Linked DNA regions of Homo sapiens: region 1 is linked to region 2. The links are chromatin contacts, found by Hi-C or POLR2A ChIA-PET in ENCODE. All regions are on one chromosome and are shown on one strand. The core of a region is the stretch at or near the end of the contact, and the rest is flanking DNA. Distances in the headings are between cores, read along the strand shown. Region 1 overlaps FLI1 (Fli-1 proto-oncogene, ETS transcription factor). Region 2 has its middle 42 kb from the start of ETS1.

Region 1 (6,618 bases), core at 2,966-5,465, 130 kb before region 2:
CATGGTTCCACTGTAAGCAATGACATTTTTCTAAAACTCCTTGCTTCCTGCTAGCCACTAGTCCAGCTTACATGTGAGCCCTTAGGGAATATTTGTGGGGTGCTGGCGATAGCTGTGCCTAAGCTGCTTGGCTCTGAGAGTCCACAGGATTGTCTCTGCTTGCCCAGGGTGGGTGAGAAGATATCAGTCTTTCTGAACCTACTTTGTTACCCGCTGATGGTATGGGTCAAGACAAGCAACTCAAAAGCAGAGGTTGCTGCTCTGTGTAGCCAAAGCCAGGTAAATATCCTGTCTGTTCACTGGAATATTCACACAGGCCCTCTCCAGCTGGCTTTTGGTGTGACTGGAGCCAGGTATGAGCTGGCAAGTGGGTTCTGAAAAATCAATTTCCTTGGGGGACCCTCTTTGCACAGGATCAGTATCCTGAAGTGCTTGAGGATTCTCTGAGAGCAGGGGAGGGAGTGGTGAGCAGCATACTTCCTTCCCACCAGAGACACAAATACCCATGGGTCTCCATTGAGCATGAAGATGGAACTCAGAAGCCCATGCATCAACTCAGGCTCAGCATTGAAGGGGCTGAGTCAGCAGACCTGGATCTGCGTCCTAACTTTAAACAAGCACCTTCTCTTTTGAGTCTGCTCAGCCATGTGTTCTCAGTTATTTATTTGACGACAATTTATTGAGCACCTACCGTTTCAGGCCCTGCCCACGTGTCAGTGAGGGAGGTGATAAGAACTAGGACAGACACTCTAAGCAGGGTAAAGAGTGAGGAGGCGCTGGTTTCGATCAGGTGGCCAGGGGAGGCCTCTGAAAAGGTGAGGTTCAGGTAGAGAAACCCAAAACTCGTGAGGGAGAGAGTCATATGACTAGATGGAGTAGGAATGTTCCAGAATGAAGGAGCTCAGGGGAAGAGATTCTGAGGCACGAGGGTGCCTGGGGGTCTAGGAGCAGCAGCTAGAGTCTTATGAGGCTGGCGCGGAGGGAAGAAGTGGGAGGGAGGGGGCAGTAGAGAGGATGTCAGAGGGATGGTGGGGCCACACTAAGGGCTTTGCATTTTGTCATAAGCCATTGAAGAGTTTTGAGCAAGAGGATTACAAACGAGGAAAGCATGGCTCTGGCTGCTTGCTGTCCGGAGAATAGACTTCAGGAAGGCAGGAGGAAGTGGGGAGAGCAGGATGCCCCCGCAGAAGCCTAGGAGAGGTGCTGCTGGCTTGCACCAGGCAGGGGCAGTGGAGGTAAGGAGTAGGCAGATTCAGGTTACAACAGGCCAGAGAATCTCCAACAAAGCTGGGTGCGGTGGCTCACGCCTGTAATCCCAGCACTTTGGGAGGCCGAGGCAGGCGGATCATGAGGTCAGGAGTTGAAGACCAGCCGGGCCAACATAGTAAAACCCCGTCTCTACTAAAAATACAAAAACTTGCCAGGTGTGGTGCCATGTGCTTGTAATCCCAGATACTCAGGAGGCTGAGGCAAGAGAATTGCTTGAACCTGGGAGGCAGAGGTTGTAGTGAGCCAAGACTGTACCACTGCACTCCAGCCTGGGCAACAGAGTGAGACTCCATCTCAAAAAAAAAAAAAAAAAAAAAAAAAGGAATCTCCACCAGTGGGATCTGGATCTTCAACAAGCATTGGGAGCTCCTTGGAGAAGGGCCCCATTTAGGAGGCATCGTAGAATAGGCCTCCTCACCAGGTGGGCGTTGGCAGGAATGAGGTGGTGGTGCAAAAGCATGACACACAAGCAGAGGGAGCAGAAAGGTGCCTAACAGATGGCACGTGGGGCTGGAACCAAACGCCTGGGTTCGGGCTCCAACTTTGCCTCCTTTAAATCCTTAGACAAAGCACTGTCCCCTGAAAGCCCTGCTTGCCTTCCTGTGTAACAGTGAAGTTACAGTAACTACTTCTTAGTATAGTGGTGAGGAACAAGTGGTAAGATAATATGGGAAAACGTTCAACACACCATGTCCTTCGACTGTTAGGAGCTCCGGCACCATCAGAATTACATCTGGAGAGAGATTCATCTGAGGGGCTGCAGGCTCAGAACCTCTGAGCCTTCCTGAAATCCTGGGATCTGGAAAGGTGGCTGAGATCCCAGTCACTGGTTTTGGTTAGTAGGGTTGAAATGTGGTAGGCCTGGCAGTTCCCACAGGCAGGTCTGAGGCCATGAGCTGCTCTGGAGGAGTTCTCCCTCCCAACCATGCTCATTCCCTTCTCTCTCTTCAATCTAGACTAGTTTCCTCGGTGACCTCATCCACTTTCACAGTTCAGACTCCTTAGAGATGATGCCCAAACGTAAATTCCAGGCCTGAAAGATTATCTGAGCTTCAGTTCCCAAAGCCTAGTAGACGTTTTTATCTGGATGTTCTACCCATTGCTCACAAGGAATCTCAAAGAGAACACTGACATCCCATCCTAAAGCATTTCCTGTGCCACCTTTCTGCGGCTGCTCACAGCACCAGCCTTTAAAATGTGCAGGCTTTAGTCGCCTTTGATTCTTTCCTGTCATGCACCCCCTTCATTCACACTTTACTCACCTAAGCCCTGTTAATCATCTCTTTGCTATCGCCCTTATGTATCTGTCCTTTTCACTTTCCAAAATCACTATCATCACTTAGTTCCGAACTTCATTATTTCCTATCTGGGATATTTTACTAACTTCTTCACTTGTCTTTCTGACTCTCCCATCCTACCGTCTGTGCGCAAGGACTGTCAGCTCGCTAGTCTTAAGTCACTGCTCTGATGAGGTTAAATGTCACGTCTGTGCTCAAAGTCAGCCTCTGGGTTAAATGTCACATCGGTGCTCAAAGTCAGCCTCTGGCTGTGGAATAAATGGCACATGTTTTCAGCCTGCCATTCAGGGCCCTCTGTTGCTTTTTATTTTCATCTCTTTGTGCCTTTGGCCCAGTAGATTATCTGATATTTTGTGAATAAGACTGATGTTCTCTGTCTTTCAAGTCTTTGCTCATAACAATCACTGTCACTATAGAGCACTTTCCTAACGCGTCTCAGGCACCATCCCAGGTCCTTTCCCTGAGGCATCAGAGTAACGCTAGAGTAAGGACCATAAGGAAGTGAATATCCCAGTCCTGTTTGAGAAGGGAGAAAGCTGGTGCTCTGAGGGGTTTCGATGACTTGCCCAAGGGGCAGAGGCAGGACGCAAAACTGAGGCCGCCTGTCCACTGTCCTCTTCCATGACCCTGTGATTTTCTCTCCCTGGACCCTCCTGTCTCCATTTCTACAAGCAAAGCCCGAACTGACCCAGTATTGTACCCACTTCATGCACGCCTTCCAGGTGCCTGCCCCCTCCCAGACACAGTGAGCCCCCACAGGAAGGTAGACACCTTCCTCATCCCTTCTCCACTCTTACTAAAGAATGGTTTGGTCACCTTTGCTCTGCTGAGACCTGCCCAGAGGGGTTAAGTATCTTCAACAGGACAGGGAAGAGTAGCTTATTGCTAAGCTGTCCCCAACAGGACTGGACCTGGGCCTGGGATTAACAAGAAATAAGTGTTCCACGAGTGTCTGCATAGGCGCTTGGGGCCTGACTCCTACCTGGCCTCTGAGGGCTTCGTGGGCCCCAGAGAGGCAGGGGGGCTTCCTAGCCCTACTCCACCCCATCATCAGTCTGTGGCCCTCTCTGCCTTAGCTCTCTAGGGACTGACACAGGCTTCCTGGCCCAGCTCTAGAGCCCCATCTGCTGCAAAAACCTTAAGTGCCAGAAGCCACTTGCTGCAGATCTGGCGACTTTGTGCCTTCCCCCAATCCTGCACAGGCCTGGTGAGCTTACCTGGATCCATTCATGTGGTCATACTCCCGCTTGACGTTGACCCTCACTGGCTGATTGATCCACTCCTGCTGTGGTGGGAGGGGGTTGATCTTGTGGGGCTGCCCGTAGTCAGGACTCCCCGAGGCAGTCATGTCGGCCTTGGGGAGATGGGCTGCCGCTCCGTACGCTGAGTCAAAGAGGGACTGGTCGTCGCTCACCACCGACAGAGCCTCCTGCAGGGCCAGAGAAGAGACAGAAAGCCCAGTGTCACTCTTCACCCAAGCAAGTGACACTCTTGCTTTGAGCTGGCAAGGTGGCCCAGGGCTGCCCCAGGACAGCTTGTCTGGAAGTTCCTGTTTGACTCACACTCCAGGGGGCAGGTTTGCCCTTATGCAAACCAGATGGGTGTTTGCAGGTTACCTGGGTGAGGAGGGACTTTGGGCAGTGGAGTGGGGATGGAGGAATCATGAAAGTGGGTTTGTTTATTGGTTCTGTAGTCTGGGACCCCCAAAAAGGAGGGTGGGGATAGGGAGGCCAAGAATAGTGGTGACTTGGCATGGAATATAGTATTGTGGTGGTGTGTGAATGCTAGATTTTTCCAGGCATAAGCAGAAATGCCTCTTACGAGCTGAGTGGAGTCATCAGCAATGAAGGGGAGATGAGATCCAGCATTTATTTTCCAGGCAAGGCCAGTGAGATCCACCCAGAGAGGCTAGGTGTGCTGCTCAAGGTCACACAAGGGAAGGGTGGTGCCCATGGCTGTGGCCAGGCCAATTTCAGTTTCCTTATTTGTAACAGGGATAAAAATAGTTTTAGCACAGAGTCGATAGGTGGATTAAATGAGAAGATCTGGTGTGGGGGTGTAGCTTGTAAGAAATGCTCAGTGGTTTGCTGAGGGCCCTCTAGGAGGTGCTGGTGCATCCTGTAGATCTCAATGTTGATGACTCAGCCAGCCAAAGGACGAAAGAGGAACCTCAGACACGTGAAGTGCCAGTCAGGGCAAGACCCTCCAAAAGAGGTTGTTGGGTCCTCCCACTCATATTATCCCATCACTGACTTGGGTGTGACTTTGGGAGATCATGGATTAAGAAAAGAAGCCTTGGCCAGGCATGGTGGCTCATGCCTGTAATCCCAGCATTTTGGGAGCCTGAGGTGGGAGAATCTATTGAGTCCAGGAGTTCTAAACTAGCCTGGGCAATGTGGCAAAACTGTGTTTCTACAAAAACAGAAAGAGAGAAAGAAAGAAAGAAAGAAAGAAAGAAAGAAAGAAAGAAAGAAAGAAAGAAAGAAAGAAAGAAAGAAAAAATTAGCTAGATATGGTGGCATGTGCCCAGCTACTTGGGAGGCTGAGGTGGGAGGATCACTTGAGCCCCGGAAGTAGAGGCTGCAGTGAGCCGTGATCGTGCCATTGCATTCAGCCTGGGCGACAGTCTCGAAACAACAACAACAACGACAACTAAAAAACTTTGCACATTCCGGAGATCTGCTACCAATCAAAACATGAGGGTAAGAGTCTCCCATTATTCCATGTCTCATCGAATCACAGGCATCCAAGGTCAGGGACCAGGGCATAGTGTTCACTACAGTCACATAATTACACCAAAGTAAGTCTTCAGAGAAGATGGTAGTCATCTATAATTGATCTATAATCTATATAATCAATAATTATATAATCTATAATTGTGATAATAGTTGTGATAATACATGCAAAGTACTTAGAAGTCTCTGGCACATAGTGAGTCACACTCAGAACATGTTAGGTATCATGATTATTAGCATTCAAACAAAGATTCTCTTAGGCCACCTGTTAGGGGCTGCCTTGTGTCCTCACAAAATTCATATGCTGAAGCCCTTACCCGCAGTACTCAGAATGTGATTGTATTTGGAGATAGGACCTTTAAGGAGGTAAGGTGAAATGAGGCTGATAGGGTGGGTTCTAATCCAATATGACTGGTGTTCTTATAAGAAGAGGGAATTTGGACACACAGAGAGCCCCCAGGGGAGTGTGTGCACAGAGGGGCTGCCATGTGAGGACACAGCAGTCATTGGCAAGCCAAGGAGAGAGGCCTCTGAGGAAAACCAACCCTGCTGGCACCCTGATCTTGGACTTCCAGTCTCCAGAACTCTGAGCAAATAAATTTCTTTTGCTTAAGCCACTCAGCCCTGGTATGTTGTTATGGAAACCCTAGCAAATGGATACACCACCTTTACTTGAAAATGTAGTGATAGGTGAACAGCACTTGTTAAAGCTGGGATTTGTCTACCTTCCTTGTGTAATTCACATTCCTGAATTGAATGTCTTCTTCAGAATGAATGCTCTTCATATGCCTGTAGAATTACAACCTGCTCCATGGGCTGTCTCTTGTCTCCCAGGGCCATTCTCCACCCCAGCGGACAGACAGCCATAATTCAAAAAGGGAGGCTCTTCTATGGCTGTTTTCAGCTGGGATCAGGGAAAAAATACTGGAATATACTCTAGGAGTCCTGCTTTTGCACCAGAAGGCTTTGGATGGTGTAGGTGCCTCCAGACATACATTCAAAGCAGAGTTGCCCACACAATATTAAAACACTTACATCCCCCAACCGAGGGGATCTCCCTAGCCCTAACATCTGCTGGGATCCTTCTTCATTTTCTACCAGATGCCCTTGAGTCATGCTCAGAGTAAAGCTGTGCTTGTCAGAACCATTTGTTTCTTGGTTATTATATCCACTCTTGATTTCAGCTAGAGTTCAGCTTTGGCTTCATATCCTAAATTTTGAACTGTTATCTGGGCTCAAGGAATTATGGTTCTGAGCTGAAAAGGGTGACATTGCAACCTTTCAGACAGCTGTCCCTGACTCCATGAAATTCCTTG
Region 2 (6,048 bases), core at 719-3,218:
CTGGGAAGAGCTTGCTGAATAATGAAGGGGCCCTAGGTGTGCATGTGAAGGTCTGAGCAGTGCCTGGACTTGTCAGAGGCTAGAGGGGTCTGCCCAGGCCCAGGGTGGGTTTGGGTGTCTGCCTCTTTCCCGGCATCTTTTGGGAGATGCAGCGGTTGGCTGCATTGCACCACCAGTATTTGGGCAGAAGGGGTCTCTGTAGGTGCAGAACACAAGTTCTCAAGGCTGCTACAGTTGAAGGAAGCTACTTTGTAGTTGAATAGATTCAGACTTCTTGAAAACCCAGCTCATGCTCATTAACTGCTATCCTGGGAGGCACTCAGGACCTTTAGTTTCTTGAAAGCAATGCCCCCCTGCATTTGGCCTCCCATTGGAAGATATGTTTCAAGATCCCTCTCCACACAGAAGACAGTTTCTTGCCCCTCTCCTCGCATCCCAAAACTCACCTGTCCTTTTCTTTAAAATATTGTATGCAAAGGAGTTTCTCCTTGTATTTGTTTCTCCTTGCATTTGTAACAGATGTAATTGGGAAGTGATTCCTGAACTAACTTTTTCTCCTATTGTTACAGGTTAATGTCAACAATCAGAATACTAATATAGTAAGAGTTAATTAATTTTTTGGATTCATACATAATTTTTAAGTAATATGCCAACTGTCCAAATACTATGTACTGGTTTTCTTGCCTATTAATTTGATGCTTCCTTTTCATATAATTTTTCCCCATAATGAGATATCACCTTACAATAGTGAGGATGGCTGTTATCAAAAGAACAAAAGATAAAAAGTGTTGGTGAGGATGTGGAGAAATTCGAACTCTGGCGCAGATGGTGGGAATGTAAAATGGTATAGCCGCTATGGAAAACAGTAGGGAGGTTCCTCAAAAAGAGGAAAACAGAACTAATATAGGATCCAGCCATTCCACTTTTAGGTATTTATCCAAAAGAATTGAAATCATGATCTTGGAGAAATATTAACATGCTCATGTTCATTGTAGCACTGTCAAGATGAGCTAAGATGTGGAAACAACCTAAATGTTCATCAATGGGCGAATAAAGAAAATGGGTAGATACAGACAGTGGAATATTACTCGGCCTTAAAAAAAAATGAAAATCGTGCCATATGTGACAACATGGATGGACCTGAAGGACAGTATGCAAAGGGAAATAAGCCAGTCACACGAGCATTAACTGATTTTCCTACATGCAGTAAGCATCCTCTTAGTCATCTCTTCTTACTGATTCCCTGCCTCTATGGTAGCTTTTATTAAGGTGGTCGACCAAGAATGGGAATAATTATGGCTATTATTTGTTGGGCATTTATTCTGTGCCAGTCCAGGGCTATGTGGTTGACATTTCTCTTTCTAGTCCTCACGGTGGTCCCACCTGGTAAGTATGGGCATCAGTGTGACATGTGGCGGTGAGTCCAGGCTCCGGACTGCACCACATGCGTTCAGCCCTGTTTTTTTCAGTTAGCAGCTGTGAAGGCTTCTGACTCACTCCAGGCCCTAGTTTTCTTATTTGTACAAAGTGGGTACTAATAGCACACAAACTAGAGGGTTTTAGCAAGAACTAAATGAGCTAACACATGCTAAACACTTAGGACAAAGCCTGCACATAGTAAGCAATTAAAAAAATCACTTTGTATTCTACATTATACAGAAAGAGAAAGTGAGTTAGAGAGATTAAGTAACTTGTCTGTGCTGGAATTCAATCCAAGGCCTTTGACCTGTTTTATGCCAAAGCTCAATCTCTTCTCAACTATGTGGGAACATGCAGAAATAGCTTGTTGTTGTCAGAACTGGGTTTTGAATGCAGCTATTGGGTTTTGCCACACGCTAACCTGCCTTTGGGCCTAGATGGTGGTTTGTCTTGGCTGGTCGGATACGGAGGGCTGGAGGTTCCTCATTTTATCCTCTTTTACTGTACCCCTCTACGTTGGCCTTCAGGGGGCGCCATTGAGCTGTATTCGCTAGGTTCCAGGAGGAAGGACCTCAGTACAATTTGAAATTACACATGATGAAAAGAAAAACTCAAAGGCCGAAATCCAAACTGCTAAGACTTTTGTCTTTATGAAAAAACAGTTCCTGAAAAACAAAATTCCTCCCCTGGAAGAATGAGAGGACTTTTCAGAAGTCAAGGTTATTGCAATGTTTTTTTTTTTTTTTTTTTCTGTGCTCAACATATCTGTACTTAAAAAAAAAAAACAACAAACAAAAACTATAAAGTTACTTCAAAATAGAACAAAACAAAAAAGCACCAAAGACACTGAAATACAAAAACTTTGGAGACCGGAGATAATTTTCAGAACCTGCAACCTTAACCTTGTCAGGGAAGGTGTTCTAAAACCTGTCTCTCCATCCACAGAATAAAACAAATGTTTAACTCTGGTTAATGCTAACAAGGATCTAACACATCAGAGAGCATGGAAGCCCTGGAAAATAATTGCGACCAATTTTCCTTTGCTGATTTGCCAAATCTGAGGTTCCAGACGGCATGACTTCCCTGGAAGCATTCAACAGGAAAGCCCACCTGTCTCCATGGCCAGCCTTAGCCCACCTGGGGCCTTGCCACACCTACTATCTGACCTCTGGCCTAATCCCAATGCCAGCCTGTGAAGCCAGCTTCTATGTGGAACCAGTGCTCTTGGAGAATTGTCAAAGCCCTATGATGACCCTTTGTCCACAAATGGTGTACAGTCTGATCATTCTTTGTCTCTCTCTCTCCTCTCAGGCATACATTAAGTGTGGGAGAGAGCTATCCTGCTCAAAAGAGAGTGCTCCCCATTCTGACACATCTGGAAATCATCTGGCAAATGTCTTCTGACCGTCTCTGAGTGAAAAAGCCTTCGAGTGCATCAGCCCATTTCAGCTCCACAACTTTCTCTTGTGATCATCCCTGTTTTACAGGATATGGAGGGGTAAGGTGACTTCAGTGTCACCTAGCTCCTGGAGTCGCTATGTCGAGGTTCTGGCTCTTTTGATTTAAGTCCAGGAGTCTATAAATGACCAGATCTTCCACTTTTGCTGAGCAGAACCTGAGGCTGAAGCTAAAATTCACACAGCTTCATCCTTCATTGGCTGTCTCTCCTCACCTTTGCAGGGCTTCCTGGGGCTGTCCTGATAAGAGAACCTTTGCTATGATCCCCTCAAATCCCTCCCTTTGGCAAAATGATTAGGGCCTATCTGATGGAATGTGAGGTACACTCAGAAGTCCCCTCCAATCTCCCGCAGGGTCCCCGATTTTGATCTTAGCCTTCCTGGCTTCATGCTCACCACTACCTGCTGCAGCCCTGGCCAGAATCCTTCCATTCTGTAGAATGCAAACACCTTCAGAAGGGGATGGCTACTTTCATCCCTAAGGTCTTACTGTGATCTGGTTTAGAACTCTTTTCTTTGCGGAAGGGGGAAAACTAGGAGTAGGAAGCAAAAGGAGAAGGGTCAGGAAGTGCTAAGGGGAAGGGATGGGGTGCTGCCTTTCCATGTGGCTGACGGCCGAACTTGGTTCTGGGTGCATGGGTTCTGAAAGCACCCTCGATGACACAAAGTGTGTTTAAATACAGGGTGTCCTGATGTGGGATGCAAAACAACACCCACCCTCTCCCCCGGCCTACCCTCATAAGCCGAATATTAATTTTACACTCCACAAACACTTTGATGGCATCAATGCGGTATAACAGTACATTCTGTTTTCTGCCATGCAGTGTGGGTGATCACTCAGTGCTCTTCGGTAGTGATGAAAGAATCAGACTCCACTGCAGAAAACACCTCATTCTATTCTCAGAAGGTCAGTCATGAGAAATGGAGCTTTCTTTAAAACAGGCTTACAGAAAACAAAAACACGAACTTTTTAGCTTATTAACGAAAAAGCTCTCCATCTGCTTTTTTTTTTGTTGTTGTTAATAAACAGATATAGTTAATAGTTTACGGATTTTAGCTGTGGTTTTTCCTTTTTCGTTTGTTTGTGAAATGTTTTTGCTTTTCAGTTTTAAGAAGAAATTTCACACCTCCCTCTGAATTTCTCATGACTTTGACTGCTGAGCTAAACTTGCCATTCTTGTACCCCGTGCTGTGCTGATAAGAGAATCTTTGCTCTGTAACCCTCAAACACAAATATCTCCCAAATGTGGAGACATTTCAGGATCTCTCCACAAATACAATCTTTAAGACTTACACTTTGGCAAATCTTCAAGCCCCAAACACCTTGCCACTCCATCAGTGGCCCTAATTCAGAGTGTATACCTCTCTGAAGGCCACCGGGGTGTGATCACGTGGGAGACATCTGAGCAATCTCCAGGGTCACTGGGCAACCCCAGACACACACAACCTGCCCAGAGGGGCCTGGTGTATTTCTTTCTCAGGCGGCAGCTGGATTCTAACTTACTGCAAACAGGTCACATTCAGTGACTTGACGCACAGATGGGACATGGCAATGTCAAGCAGCACTCTTTCTTCATCGCTGTCCCTATTTCTTCCCTCAGTGTTTCAGCCAGGGTGGTCCTGATAAGAACTCTGTGGGCAACCAAGTTCAGCTCCTGAGCTCATTTAGGGTAGATGTGGAAGGAGCTAGGTGAGGAAGGAGGAGAGCAGGCTCTGGAAGGGCGTGGCAGCCTCCCTGTCATTCTTTCTCTCTCCTCCCCTTTTCCTCCCTACTGTCCTTACATGAACGGTTTTCCTGGGTTTATCCTCTTCTCCTATAGGTGATAAAATCTCCCCCACCTCTCACAACACCTCCAATAAGGACAAAGGAGGGCTGGCATGCTCCTTCTGGTGGTCATTTGTTGCAGGACACCAGTATAGACTGTCACCCAAGTAGCAAGAAGAGAGGGGTCTCTTTTGATTTCTGGGGCGAGCCTGGCACTGATCTGGCTGGCTTACATGACTCAGCCAGGCTCAAGCTCCCCCGTGTCCCATGGCGGGAGGGTGTTTGCAGCTGTGAGTAGGTCCAGTCACAGTGACCCCAGCAGCGCCAGGTCAGGGTGGGCGGTGGGGCAGCGGGCGGGGGCGGGGGGCCTGGCAAGCCCCAGTTTCTGCTGTTGCATCTGCTGGATTCAAGCCTTGGCAACCAACTCCACCCGCTTAACAACAATTCATGGCATCTCATTACTCTTTCCTTTTCACTTTAGTTAGTAACTGGGTTCAGCCCAGGAAACTCTGGCTTCCAATCCTTGAGTGTTTTGACTTGGGGACCGTAAACTGTCTGATTTCTTGGACAAACATAATCTTGAGGAACTTTTCTCTTTACACAATGGCTAGGCTCTGTGAATGTCATGGCTCCCCATTCAGGCCTTGGTAGATTTTTTTCCCCCTTCCTACAGACGTCAAACTACTTAAAATAAATATTCCCTTTGGTTTTCGGGGCTCTTTCCTTTGGATTACTCACCTTTATCTTGGATTGGACGGCAGCTGGAAGGCAGAGATAGGGTTCATGGTGACTCTTGCACAGAGGCGGAGGAATCGCCTAGGCCAGGGAACCCAACCTAGGATTTAGTTTTTAGTGATTCTGGGGCTCACCTTTGACGTTGAAGATTTCACTGTTTTTGCCATATGGTGCCATTTATCCATGTGTGACTTTCCTATTTGGAGTGACTGCTAATCGTCTCCTTGCTCCAACTTCCCCTCCTCTGTGTCCCCTACCCAGCCACCATAGTTCTTTCCAAAGCAAATATGGTCATGTCTCCCCACCTCCTGCTACTGGGAACCTCTGAGGCCTCAGAGATAAAGTCTCATTTCTCAGTCAGGCAAACCGAGCCCTTCATGGTATGGCCCCTCTTACCTTCCCAGTCTCTTTCCCGCACACTTCCCTAGGCGGCCCCTGCTTCAGCCCCCCTCCAAACGCAGGGTGTTGGCTTATGATGTGTGAGTCCTTCTGCCTAACATTTCTCTTCCTTCCTTGTCAGAGTCCAACTTATCCATAAAGACCCATTTCAGATGGTACTGTGTGAGGCCTTCCTATACAGAAAGCGTCCCTCCATCCTTCCTCTGTGTAATATATATATTAGCAATCACTGCATTATGTTGTGGTTAACAACTTTCCAGCCATCCAAATAGC

The links. A loop is a pair of places that touch in the nucleus more often than their neighbours do. ChIA-PET counts read pairs that join two places held with the same protein, here RNA polymerase II (POLR2A). Pooled maps may share reads with other maps.
Region 1: a map of B cell shows a loop between it and region 2 (11-fold over the local background). The contact joins two enhancer-like sites. A Hi-C loop is called at or near these places in 17 of 168 maps with a recorded cell type or tissue (B cell, CD14-positive monocyte, CD4-positive, alpha-beta T cell and 10 more), 37 of 37 single-sample maps with no recorded cell type and 20 of 50 pooled maps. POLR2A ChIA-PET finds 5 or more read pairs at or near these places in 11 of 52 experiments (B cell, CD4-positive, alpha-beta T cell, CD4-positive, alpha-beta memory T cell and 8 more).

What each region holds. Positions count from the first base shown.
Region 1 is chr11:128,755,493-128,762,110 of GRCh38, reverse strand. It overlaps FLI1 (Fli-1 proto-oncogene, ETS transcription factor), which reads right to left. Exons shown (of 9, transcript NM_002017.5): 2 at 3,785-3,996. Among named protein-coding and RNA genes, the nearest start is that of SENCR, 63 kb to the right of the region's middle. RefSeq lists enhancers at 3,369-3,869, 3,870-4,370, 4,427-4,686 and a silencer at 6,313-6,432. Within about 2 kb of position 4,215, at least 8 of the 41 ENCODE cell types and tissues checked have a DNase peak (open chromatin) inside an H3K27ac peak, as active enhancers do; they include B cell, CD8-positive, alpha-beta T cell and GM12878, where a contact is called at or near this core.
Region 2 is chr11:128,626,456-128,632,503 of GRCh38, reverse strand. No RefSeq gene overlaps it. Among named protein-coding and RNA genes, the nearest start is that of ETS1, 42 kb to the right of the region's middle. RefSeq lists an enhancer at 4,021-4,230. Within about 2 kb of position 1,968, at least 12 of the 41 ENCODE cell types and tissues checked have a DNase peak (open chromatin) inside an H3K27ac peak, as active enhancers do; they include B cell, CD8-positive, alpha-beta T cell and GM12878, where a contact is called at or near this core.